Linked DNA regions of Homo sapiens: all the other regions are linked to region 1. Evidence: chromatin contacts called from ENCODE Hi-C or POLR2A ChIA-PET data. All regions are on one chromosome and are shown on one strand. Each heading gives the region's core, a stretch centred on a gene start or an enhancer-like site at or near the end of the contact. The rest is flanking DNA. Distances are from core to core; before and after follow the strand shown.

What was found. A loop is a pair of places that touch in the nucleus more often than their neighbours do. ChIA-PET counts read pairs that join two places held with the same protein, here RNA polymerase II (POLR2A). Pooled maps may share reads with other maps.
Region 2: a loop to region 1 is called in a map with no recorded cell type, with 13 times the contacts of the local background. The contact joins the promoter of KANSL3 here to the promoter of ANKRD36C in region 1. A Hi-C loop is called at or near these places in 2 of 37 single-sample maps with no recorded cell type and 8 of 50 pooled maps.
Region 3: a loop to region 1 is called in a pooled map, with 11 times the contacts of the local background. The contact joins the promoter of FAHD2A here to the promoter of ANKRD36C in region 1. A Hi-C loop is called at or near these places in 1 of 37 single-sample maps with no recorded cell type and 8 of 50 pooled maps.
Region 4: a loop to region 1 is called in a pooled map, with 5 times the contacts of the local background. The contact joins the promoter of ARID5A here to the promoter of ANKRD36C in region 1. A Hi-C loop is called at or near these places in 7 of 50 pooled maps. POLR2A ChIA-PET finds 5 or more read pairs at or near these places in 3 of 52 experiments (activated CD4-positive, alpha-beta T cell and activated T-cell).

What each region holds. Positions count from the first base shown.
Region 1 is chr2:95,990,511-95,993,111 of GRCh38, reverse strand. ANKRD36C (ankyrin repeat domain 36C) reads left to right here and starts at 1,288. Exons shown (of 88, transcript NM_001393982.1): 1 at 1,288-1,600. The coding sequence starts at 1,404. RefSeq lists silencers at 472-651, 1,012-1,071, 1,102-1,151.
Region 2 is chr2:96,637,002-96,639,602 of GRCh38, reverse strand. KANSL3 (KAT8 regulatory NSL complex subunit 3) reads left to right here and starts at 1,291. Exons shown (of 21, transcript NM_001115016.3): 1 at 1,291-1,320; 2 at 2,418-2,601. The coding sequence starts at 2,468. RefSeq lists a silencer at 1,362-1,571.
Region 3 is chr2:95,401,391-95,403,991 of GRCh38, reverse strand. It overlaps FAHD2A (fumarylacetoacetate hydrolase domain containing 2A), which reads right to left and starts at 1,284. Exons shown (of 8, transcript NM_016044.3): 1 at 1,120-1,284. RefSeq lists enhancers at 376-495, 636-1,574, 1,566-1,645, 1,575-2,514.
Region 4 is chr2:96,535,444-96,538,044 of GRCh38, reverse strand. ARID5A (AT-rich interaction domain 5A) reads right to left here and starts at 1,293. Exons shown (of 7, transcript NM_212481.3): 1 at 1,215-1,293. The coding sequence starts at 1,218. RefSeq lists silencers at 125-334, 1,015-1,374.

The DNA of each region.
Region 1 (2,601 bases), core at 39-2,538:
TCTGATAAGCACAGGTGATGAGGAAAATGGAGAAATCCAAGAATTCCTTTGTCTTTCCTTGAAAGTAGTCAACTTTAAGTGCAGTGCAGGCGTGCCCTCTAGCGGCCAAATAAAAAATAAAGAAATACGGGAAACCTTCAGCATTGTAACAATCGCACGTCCCCATCTAGTGGCTAACGTGTGTAAATGCAGCTTTTCTAATCACAATAACGAATGTTACTTGATTTATATGTCTCATGAGGTGAAGAGCTGGAAGGAATCTTAGAGACCATGTATTTCAACTTCCTCACGGAGTGGCATGCAGGCAGCAGCCTTGGGAACCCCGATTGCCCCTCCTCACACCTGCCCATCATAGGACTTGGGCGACGGGGTGGTGAAGTCAGGCTGTGGCCCCAGCGGCGCCACGAGGCCGAAAACCGGCGCTCAGCCTCATCCCGGTGGCTGCAGAGTGCCAAGCGCCAGGTCCTGCGCTCCGGGCGCGGGTCAGAAGCAGCTGGCAAGGGCAGCGCAGCCTGTGGGCCCTTGGGCGCTGGCCGGCCGCAGCTCCGGGAAGCCACGTCAGCCCACGGGCGCTGCAGCTGCAGCCGCCACCAGCACATGGAGCAGGGGTCCCCGAGGATTGGGAATCCCCGACCAGGCCTGCGCCTCCAGCCGCGCGGACCCCGGGGCCAGCCTGGCCGCGGCAAGTCAGGCAGTCTGCGGCAGGAGCGCCGGGCATGGGCTTCGGCCGGGGGTGCAGGAGGCGCGCACCCTCCGGCCGGATGGCGGCGCACTCAGGGCTCAGGAGGCCATCCCACGGGAGCCCCGCCAGCCCCCGCCGGAGCCCGAGCTGCAGTGCCGCCTGCAAGTGGTGCGCTGGCTGCAGCTGTGGCAACCCCAGATCCCGTCCTCCCGCCTCGCACCCATCAGCGCGGACCCCGGGGGCGACGCAGTGGCGATGTCGGGCTGTGGGCCCAGCGGTGGCACTAGGCGGAGAAGCACCACTCAACCCCATCCCTGGGCTGCAGAGGGCCCAGCGCGGGGGGCTCCGAGCGTCGGGAGCCTGTGGAAGAGAAGAGCGCGCGGGCGACAGTTAAACAGGCCCTGGGGCAGGGCGCGCCTCGCGCTCCAGGGAGCCCCGCCCTCCCGCGGCACCTCCGCAGCAACCGCCGCCTGCACTGGGCGCGCGAGAGCTGCTAGGGCGGTTTCTCTGCCTCGGGCCTGTTGGGCAGGGCCGGCTAAGGTGCGCGTGCTCGCTGGTTCTAACCCTTCTGTTGGGCGTTTCTGCTGAGAGGCGGGAGGCGCTGAGAGTCTGTGCGAAGGTCCGTGGACAGACTGCTTTGCCTGTTGTTGCTCTTCGGAGGCGGCGATCCCCGAAGGCGAGCTGAAATACGGCTGCAGGCTACAATTTGCAGCCGACCATTATGGATGACAAGGAGCCGAAGAGGTGGCCCACCCTCAGGGACCGCTTGTGCTCGGATGGCTTCTTATTTCCCCAATACCCCATTAAACCGTATCATCTGAAGGGGATCCACAGAGCTGTCTTCTATCGTGATCTGGAGGAACTGAAGTTCGTTCTGCTCACGCGTTATGACATCAATAAGAGAGACAGGAAGGAAAGGTAATGGGGGCCGGGAGCCGGGGCTGCGGGAGGAGGCCTGTGGATGTGGAGAAGTACCCCTTTCCAGGCTGAGGGCTGCGGGGCGGATGGTCCGGGGCTCGGGGTATGGACGGGGGCTAGGGGGTGCCTGGCTGGGGTGGGAGTGAGTGGAGCGGGGCCTGGGGAGTGGCGGTATATGGGGTGGCGGGGTGTGGAGTGAGTTGGGGGATGGGAGTGGGGAGTAGGGGGTGCATGGGGTGGGGGTGTGAATGGGCTGAGGTGGACGGAATGAAGGCTTGGGGGGTAGGGGGTGTGGGGTGGGGAGATGGGGTGAGGGTTCAATGGGATAGAGGACTGGAGGTGGGGGTGAGGTGTGGGGGTGAATGGGGTGGCGGAAAGGGGTGCAGAGGTGAGGGGGGCGAGTCCTGTCACCAAAGGGGCTGGACTTTCTTTCCTGGCAGGCTCAGCCGCACCTGGGATGTGGAAACCTTGGCAGGGGCGAGCACCCAGGTCATTTTCACAAGCAGCAAAACAAAAACAAAACTTCAGCTGGTTTCCAATCACTCACCATGCTGCTTCTTTATAAATCATTTTAAAGTGATTTCACTAATAAAATTCAGCATGTACAGCGTTTTATTTTTAATGTACACGTTTTAAAGCATAATGTTACATACATTATGGAAAGGTGCATAATGAGAGAAATCATTTCCATAATATATCAACTTCCTGACTAAAAATTCTTTGGATAAAAATCCAATATTTATTTGATATCAATGGACACCTATGTCAATTTGGTTTTCACTGAGGGACCTTAGAGGGAAACTTTGAAGTGGGAAGATGGTCTGTGTTCTTGAATAGAAAGACACATTTTTCTAAAGTTCTGAGCTCTTTCTATGTTTATAAATTTTACATAATCCAAATAAAGTTATCAAAGTGTTAATATTTTTGAATTACTCATGCTGTCTTTTACTATTGTGACGACATTAAGAAAACTTTTGAAATGGAGTCAAAAAAGACTTGCC
Region 2 (2,601 bases), core at 42-2,541, 650 kb before region 1:
TCACCGCAACCTCTGCCTCCTGAGTTTGAGAGATTCTCCCACCTCAGCCTCCCGAGTAGCCGGGATTACAGGCATGCGCCACCACACCTGGCTAATTTTTGTATTTTTAGTAGAGACAGGATTTCGCTATGTTGGCCAGGCTGGTTTTGTACTCCTGAACTCGTGATCCACCCTCCTCAGCCTCCCAAAGTGCTGGGATTACAGGCGTGAGCCACCGCACCCGGCCATTTCTTTTTTTAAATAGAAACGAAGTCTCACTGTTTTGTGCAGGCTAGTCTTGAACTCTTGGGCTCAAGCAATCTTCCCACCTTGGCCTCCCAAAGTACTGGGATTATAGGCATGAGCCACAGATCCCGGGTGAGATTTATCATCTTGAACCATGTCTCTTGCTGTCTTGTCTCATGTCTCTTGATGTCATGTTGTCAGTCAGTCAACCAAATAACCAATTATTGATCAGTCAACATTTGAACAATTACCTATGTTCTGGGTGTATGTTCTCTGGAGGATACAAAGGTTAATGTCCCTGATTTTGAGGATCTACTCTCTCTACACAAAACACATAGGAAAGTTAACCACACAAAACAATCTAGGGTCAGTAACAAAATTCTTTTTTTTTTTTTTTGAGACGTAGTCTCACTCCGTCGTCCAGGCTGGAGTGCAGTGGTGCAACCATGGCTCATTGCAGCCTGGACCTCCCAGACTCAAGTGATCCTCCCACCTCAGCCTCCCGGGTAGCTGGGACTACAGGCATACACCACTATCACACACACCTAATTTCTAAAATTTTTTGTAGATACGGGGGTCTCATCATATTGGCCAGGCTCATCTCAAACTCCTGAGCTCAAGAGGTCCTCCCGCCTAGGCCTCCCAAAGCGCTGGGATTACAGGCGTGAGCCACATTAGGTAAATTCTTAATGAGTAAATTCAGGTGGCTGCCCTGGTGGAGGTGGACCGTTGGGTGCTCGACCGCCCAGAGGGCACAAAGGACCAACACGGTGGGGGTGGCGAGAACTGGGGCCGTAGAAGCCAGCCTAGTCCTCCGCCCTCGCTTTCCCTACTGAATATGCGCGAGGGGGAAACTCCAGCCTAGTTGTTGACTTTCTGCTTCGGACATGCTCGCGTGTTCTTGGCTCTCCTCTTCCGGACAGAGGCGCCGGAGCTTCATCCGTTCCGGGCTTTGCCGCTCACCGCCTCTCCCTTCCCAGGCCGTAACCCGCTTCCGCGTTTTACTCGGTGCCCGCAGCGCCGGGGCGTGGAGGCGTTAACGCGCACGCGCTTAGGGATCCGGCCGTGGCCGAGCGCGCGGCCGTAAGACCGCGGGTGAGAGCAGCGTTGGCTTCGAGGGGAGTGGCGGGCCGTGGGGATCGCGGCCGTGGTTGGGACGGCCGGGGGTCTCGGCGAGGGCTTCAGGGCTCCCGGGGCATGCGGGGGCCCGGGCTAGGGCCGGCTGCCGGTGCTGGTCGGGCGGGGCGGGTCGGGCCGGGGGCGGGCTGGCAGGGGCCGCGTCTGGGCCTCCGTGACGCGGACGCCGAGCCCTGCCCCAGGGAGCGGGAGGCGGGAGGCGGGGGCCAGGCGGCTCCTCCTCGTCGCGAACTCTGGATGACCTTGGCCAAATCGCTTCAGTTCCCCGAGCTGGCGACTTCGTCTGTAAAATGCGAGTCATAGCCCTGTCTCCTAGATGGGCCGTGTGGAGGCTCAGTGGCGGGAACGCCTGCGGGGCAGCCGGGGTCCTGGGCGGTTTGCTAGGGACGCCTCACTGGGGGTGAGGGTGAAAGGGCTTCCACGGGGATCATTTTGTCACAGGCTTTGTTGGGGGGGCAGTTTTCATTTTTATGTAAACAACTCTGGAATATTACGAAGTACTTAACAGAACTTTTGTTTCGCACAATACGAGAGGCTTGAAGAAGTGGAGCCCTAGCTGGGATTCGCTTTTTTGAGGCCGGCGTTGCCCTGCCCTTTAGGGGTGCCCACGCTCTAGCTGCGGCCCCGGCTCCCTTCGCATTGTCGTTAGAGGATGGTGTGAAGCAACAGAGATCCTTAGCTTTCAACGAATTCATATTTGTGATTTCCTGTTTGTCAAAACCCTTCCTGCCCACCTAGGAAGTGGTGCTGGCCAAGCAAGTTTACTGTCTGTCCACGCGAGGTCTTTCTGAACCTTGGGGTCGGTGAGCTCTCCCGTTAGGTAATTTCAGTTCGCTAGAGGTTGAGTATGGGACAACTCGTGGCACCATAGTTTTTTTTTTCTTTTTTTTTGGTGTTGGTGTGGGATTCCACGAACCGTCCCCACCAGAGGTCTGCCGTGAAATGGATACTCAATAGGAATGATAGTAGGTTACAAAAGTAAGCATGTTAGATGGTGTAGATTGGGAGAAATTTAGGATATTGGAATTGACCTAAACTGAAACTTTTCACTGCAGGTGACTAGCATGCAGATACCCATGCTCTGACTTTCTGCCCCTCCACTGACATGGCCCACCGGGGTGGGGAGAGGGACTTCCAGACTTCAGCTCGACGCATGGGCACCTCGCTGCTCTTCCAGCTTTCAGTGCATGAACGGGAGCTGGACCTGGTTTTTCTGGATCATAGCTATGCCAAGCCTTG
Region 3 (2,601 bases), core at 35-2,534, 590 kb after region 1:
GCTTTGACTTCTCTGCCCTGCTGTCTTACACAAGCACCAACTGTGCCACTGTCAAAAGGCTGTTCGAGCCAATGTGCACACACTCAGACACTCCACATGCTAACATAACAGTAACTGCTGCCGCTGAATGCCAACTATTAAGTGCTCTACCTACAATGTCTGATTTAATTCTCGACAATTGTGGAAGGTAGGTACTGTTAGCCTCATTTTACAGATGAAACAATTAAGGCTTAAAGAGGTTAAGAGATTTGCCCAAGGTTACACAGTCCTAGAGCTAGGAGAGGAAGGAGCTGGGATGTGAATCCAAGTCCAGGTGACATGAAGTCCTTGGTTCAGAAGCTTGTAATGCAAGCAAAAAAATCCAGCTTCAGCCCCCATCCCCCTACCAAGGCCATTTTAACCCAGAATGTTGTGGTGAGAAGTGGGGACCTTCCATAGGAAATCCTCCAAAGTCTCTAAAGATTGTAGTGAGAAGTAGGGACCTCCCACAGGAGATCCTCCAGAGGCCGTAACTGCTAACAGACATGCGTGGGGAAACTACAGGCGCCCTCTGGCTGTTGCCTCAGGGACGAGGCTGGTTACCAGCTCTCCAAGAGAACCCCAGGCCCCACTGACTGTTCCCTTCCCACATGACACACACATGCAGGTTCATTCCAACCTTACAGCAATCTCCTCAGGTAGAGCGCCCTCACTTTAAAGAAGAGGACACTGAGACTCAAAGGGATGATGTCAGGTGCCCAAGGTACTAGTCAGAAAGTGGCCCTGGGGCTTCTGCAACAACCACTATATCACACAGCCCGAGCTCAATCCAACTCTGCAAGAGTCCATAAGCAAAGGGGCGGCGACATGAGGTGGAAACAGTAGCCTCCATCAAACAAAGCCTGAGACATGGGTGTGCACGTCGGATTCCATCCCACCGTCCACTCGCCTGGAACCCGTGCCGGTCCCCCAGTTTCCCCATATGCCCAGCTCCAGCCCCGACAGTTAGTGAGTGCTCACACAGGTCCGCCCCGTCTGTGTGGTCAGAAGCGGCTGGGGATCCGGTACTAGTTCTGCGCTCCGCGGGAGACCGGCGCCACGGACACCCTTCTGGCCTAGACCCAGCCAGGCTCGTCCTACCTGGCCGCGGCGGCCGATCTTCCTGCGCTGTAGGGTTAGAGCTCGCGGGGCCGAAGGTCAAGGGCGGCGGGCGCCTGAGCACTGCCACCAGTGACCGCAGCCAGCCGGGGAAATGCAGCAGCTGCTAACCCAGGGCCACTCGGCCGGATCACCCGAGAGAAAAGCGGGCGCGATCCTGTGACGTCACAGGCAATGGCCACTAGCAGGGCGCCAATCCCGGAGGGGCGGGCCCATCGTGGGGCGGGCGGCTCCGGCGGGTCTTCAGGCTACGGGTTCAGCCAGGCGCCAGCCGCGTTCTCTGGAGACGCTCTCTCTCGGAGGGACCCTGCACTTGCCTGAACTCGAGAGTGGGCGCTGCCCGAAGGTTTGTCCCTGGGCGCTTCGCTGGCCTCATCCGGTCTCGGCCTTGTTCTGGGCCTGGCGCCTTTCCCATTGTTGGGGAAAGTGGTCTAGGAGACCAAGGCAGCGTGCTGGGTGGCAGAGAATGATTTGTGGCTTCTGATTCTGACATATGTCGTTGAGGAGGGGAGGGATGACTGCCCCCGTTTTACTTATGGAGAACCTGGGGCCAGAGCTGTTTTCCCAGGGTGACACAGGCGGTGAGTAGTGGAGCTGGCATTCCTGACCCCAAAGCGCAGCGTTTCCCAGCCACTCTCCGCAGCCAGGCCTTCACCTGCACTGCTGGGCGCAGGTGGGGAAGTGGGGAAACGGGACTCCATCCCCTGCAGAGGGCAGGCGTGTAGGGAGTGGCAGCTGAACTCCACAGACAGCTACTGCTCAGCTCTTCAGCTGCCGACTTTGAACAGTGTGAGGGGCTCTGTACAAGTGGCCCCCACATTACTCAAGGACCAGATCATCAAGAGCTTTACTTGTCCCACGAAGGAGTCTGGACCTTGTTTACGTGCACAGGAGACCGCTGGAAGGTTCTCAGTGGCGTGCCATGTCCCGACTTCTATTTGAGAAGTTTTTCTCTGGCCACCCGTCTGAGGAAAGGTGTCTGGGTGGGTGGTGCGGTTGAGAACAATGGTGGTGCGGTGCGTGGTGGAGAAGGTGAGTGTCCAGAGATGTTCAGGAGGAAGAACTGACAGCTCTGAATGACAGGAGGTGGAAGTGAGAAGGAAGGAGGTACAAGGCCAACTCCTGGGTCTCTAGCTCGGTAGGTGCAGGGCCGTTCATGGAGACAGGGCTCCTGGAGGAGCAGCGGGTCTGGGGAGAGGATGGTGAGCTCCGATTTGCATGGGACATCCAAAGGGCATTGAACGGTGGGCAGTTGGAGACATGGGTCTGGAGCTTGGGACTTCAGCCTAGCTTGCAGAAGGTCACCACAGATATTGAAATGGAACCTATGGGGGTGGCTGTGATCAGGGGGATTCGCTGAGGAGAACCTGGCACAAGGGTTTCACTAAGCCATAGCTCCCAAAGACTTTCTGAAAAGCTAAGTTACAGCCTGGAAGAAAATATCTGTAAAGGCTATATTTGATA
Region 4 (2,601 bases), core at 44-2,543, 540 kb before region 1:
GAAGCCCTCGAGCCCCGACCTCCCACCCCTCCTGTGCTCTAGCGTTGCCTGTAGGCGCAGTGACGCCACCGTGCGTGTGGGCTCCCACCAGAGGAGCCCGGGTGGGGCAAGAGGCACCTGTTGTCCTCCCCTGGGGCCCGCGGAGCACTCCTTACTGGCCCAAGACTCTGCAAACAAAGGGACACTGGACCCGCAGCGCCTTGGGACCCCCTGGGCCCTCGGGGGTCCTGCACCGCGCAAGCCCCACCACGCCGGCGCTGGGCGGAGGGTGACGCGACCCCAGCCCGGGCGACCCCTAGACACCGCGGAGGGACGGAGCGCGGGCCCGGGTTGGCCCGCAGCTCCCGCCGAGCGCGAAGCCGGGCATCGCCTGCAAGCTCGTAGCCCACGCTCTTGCCCTCTTCCCCTGACGCTCCCCAGCCGCCACCCCGTCCCTTCTGCAGACCGAGGGAAGACAAGGGGACACACAAGGGACAGGAGAGGAGAGCAACCAGGGAAGCGACCCCTCTCCTGTGGGGCTGCGGCGGGTGGGCGGAGAGACAGGAGAGGAAAAGAGAAAAGGGAAGAGAAGGAAGGGGCAGGGGGCGAGAAGCCGGGCTCCCCGGACCATCGGCGCAGCCCGCGGCCGAAAGAGGAACAGTGGATCCTACAAAGCGCATTGAGCAAGTTCTTCACACCCGCGCAGCCCCTTTCAGGAAACGGCGGCCGCAGAGGAAAGGGCCGCGCGCTCTGGACCCGGAGTCTGTGCCCGGCGGCGCCGCGGTTCTGAAACCTGCGGGATGTCACGGGGCGGAGGGGCGGCTGCCGACAGCTGTCACAACAAATTAGCTGAGCCCAGCTCGAGGTGGAAACCGCAGCAGGAAGTGGGACGACAGAGCCGTACCGGGCTCGGCATATTTCAGGCAAGAGACGGCGAAAAGAGTTTCGAGATAAACGCCCGGGAAGCCCCTGGCCGCCAAAACTTTTTGTCTTTCCTTTTCTCGAAGCTCGCGCGGACGCCCAGCCTCACCCCTTCCGCGCCGGCCGGGGAGCGCTGAAGCCGCGGGCCGGGCTCGCTCCCCTTGGCCCGCGCCCCGAAACCCACCCCGGGCCCCTCTCCGCCCCACACAGCGCACCGACTGCCACGAGGGCTGGAGGGGACCCGGCGCCGGCACCTTGAACCTCCCTGCAGGGCCGCCGAGCCCCTGTCCGGGCCGCGCCGCAGAGCCGCTTACCCATGGCCCGGAGAGGTCCCGCGGCGCCCGCCCCGAGACCCTCAGCGCGCGGCTGTCCGGACCCCGCGCTCTCTGAGATACTGGCTCGCGGCGCGGCCCGCCGGCCACCTCCCCGCAGTCCCGCCCCGTCCCGCCCCTGCTCGCCCCACTCCGGGCTCCCATTGGTAAGCCCGGCTTCGTCGCGCGGAGAAGGCGGGGGGCGGGGACCGCCCTTGAGTCCGGGGACCTCTGGGAATTGTAGTGCGCGCCCCTCGCCTCTAGGCTTTCAGACTGGAGCCCCTGGAATAGGCTCCTCACCTAGAGGAGCGGAGGCAGGACCCTCAGTAATCATTGCTGCCTTGTGCCTCAGTTTCCCTGGAGGCAAAACTAGAGCCTTGGAAAAAGCCTCCTTGCTTTCAGCAGAGCACTGAGGACTCTGTGGAGCGAGCAAAGTGCTTCTGACTTTGATTTGAAAGTGGCCCTGTGCATTTCCCAGTCCCCACCTAGCCCAACAAAGAAGGCCAGGTGAGGCCGGGAGCGGCGGCTCACGCCTGGAATCCCTGCTTTGGGAGGCGGAGGCGGGAGGATCACTTGAGCCCAGAAGGTCGAGGCTGCAGTGTGTTTTGATCACACCACTGCACTCTATCCTGGATCCTGGGCAATAGACGGAGACCCTGCCTCAAAAAAAAAAAAAAAAAAAAAAAAAAAAAAAAAAAGGAGAGGTGGTTAGTGTGAGCTAGACAAGGACCAAACTAGTAAATCCTTGGCCTAGGCTCTGTGGCCAGGCCTGCCAGTAATAGTCAATGTCCACACACATAATGCAGACAGAGTGTGGCAGCTACAAGCTGAGTAGTCCAAAGAAGGGGCATGAGTTCAGGCTGTGGGAGGTGGGAATGAGGCCTAGGGCGAATGGAGGCAGGAGGAGGTGCCCAGCCAGCCATAGCAGCAACCTGGACCTGTGCAGGCCAAAGAGGAAGAAATGGAGGCTCAGGGTTTCAGTCTCAGCAGGTGGCTAGCTAGGATGGGAACCCTGTTCCTAGCACATAGAAGCTACACAAAAATCTTTGTTGATGAATTTTAATACTCATAATAGCTCTATGCACTTGACACCATCATTGTCCTCATTTTATAGCGTAAAACTGAGGTCTGAGAGATTAGCTCAAGTAGCACAGCTGGTAGGTGTTGGAGCCAGAGCTAGACCCAGGAAGAGGAGCCCTCATACCCAGGCATCCCCCCACCCGCTTTGCACCCATTACTAACCACTCATCATACTGGTGCCCCTCCTCACACTAAACGAAGGGACCAGGGCTGCAGTTTGGTGAACCTGAAACCCTGGCCCTTACCCTTTGGCCCTGGGATGGAAGATGTCTGCAGGCTCAGTCTAGAGCAGACGACCCTGTGGGCTCTG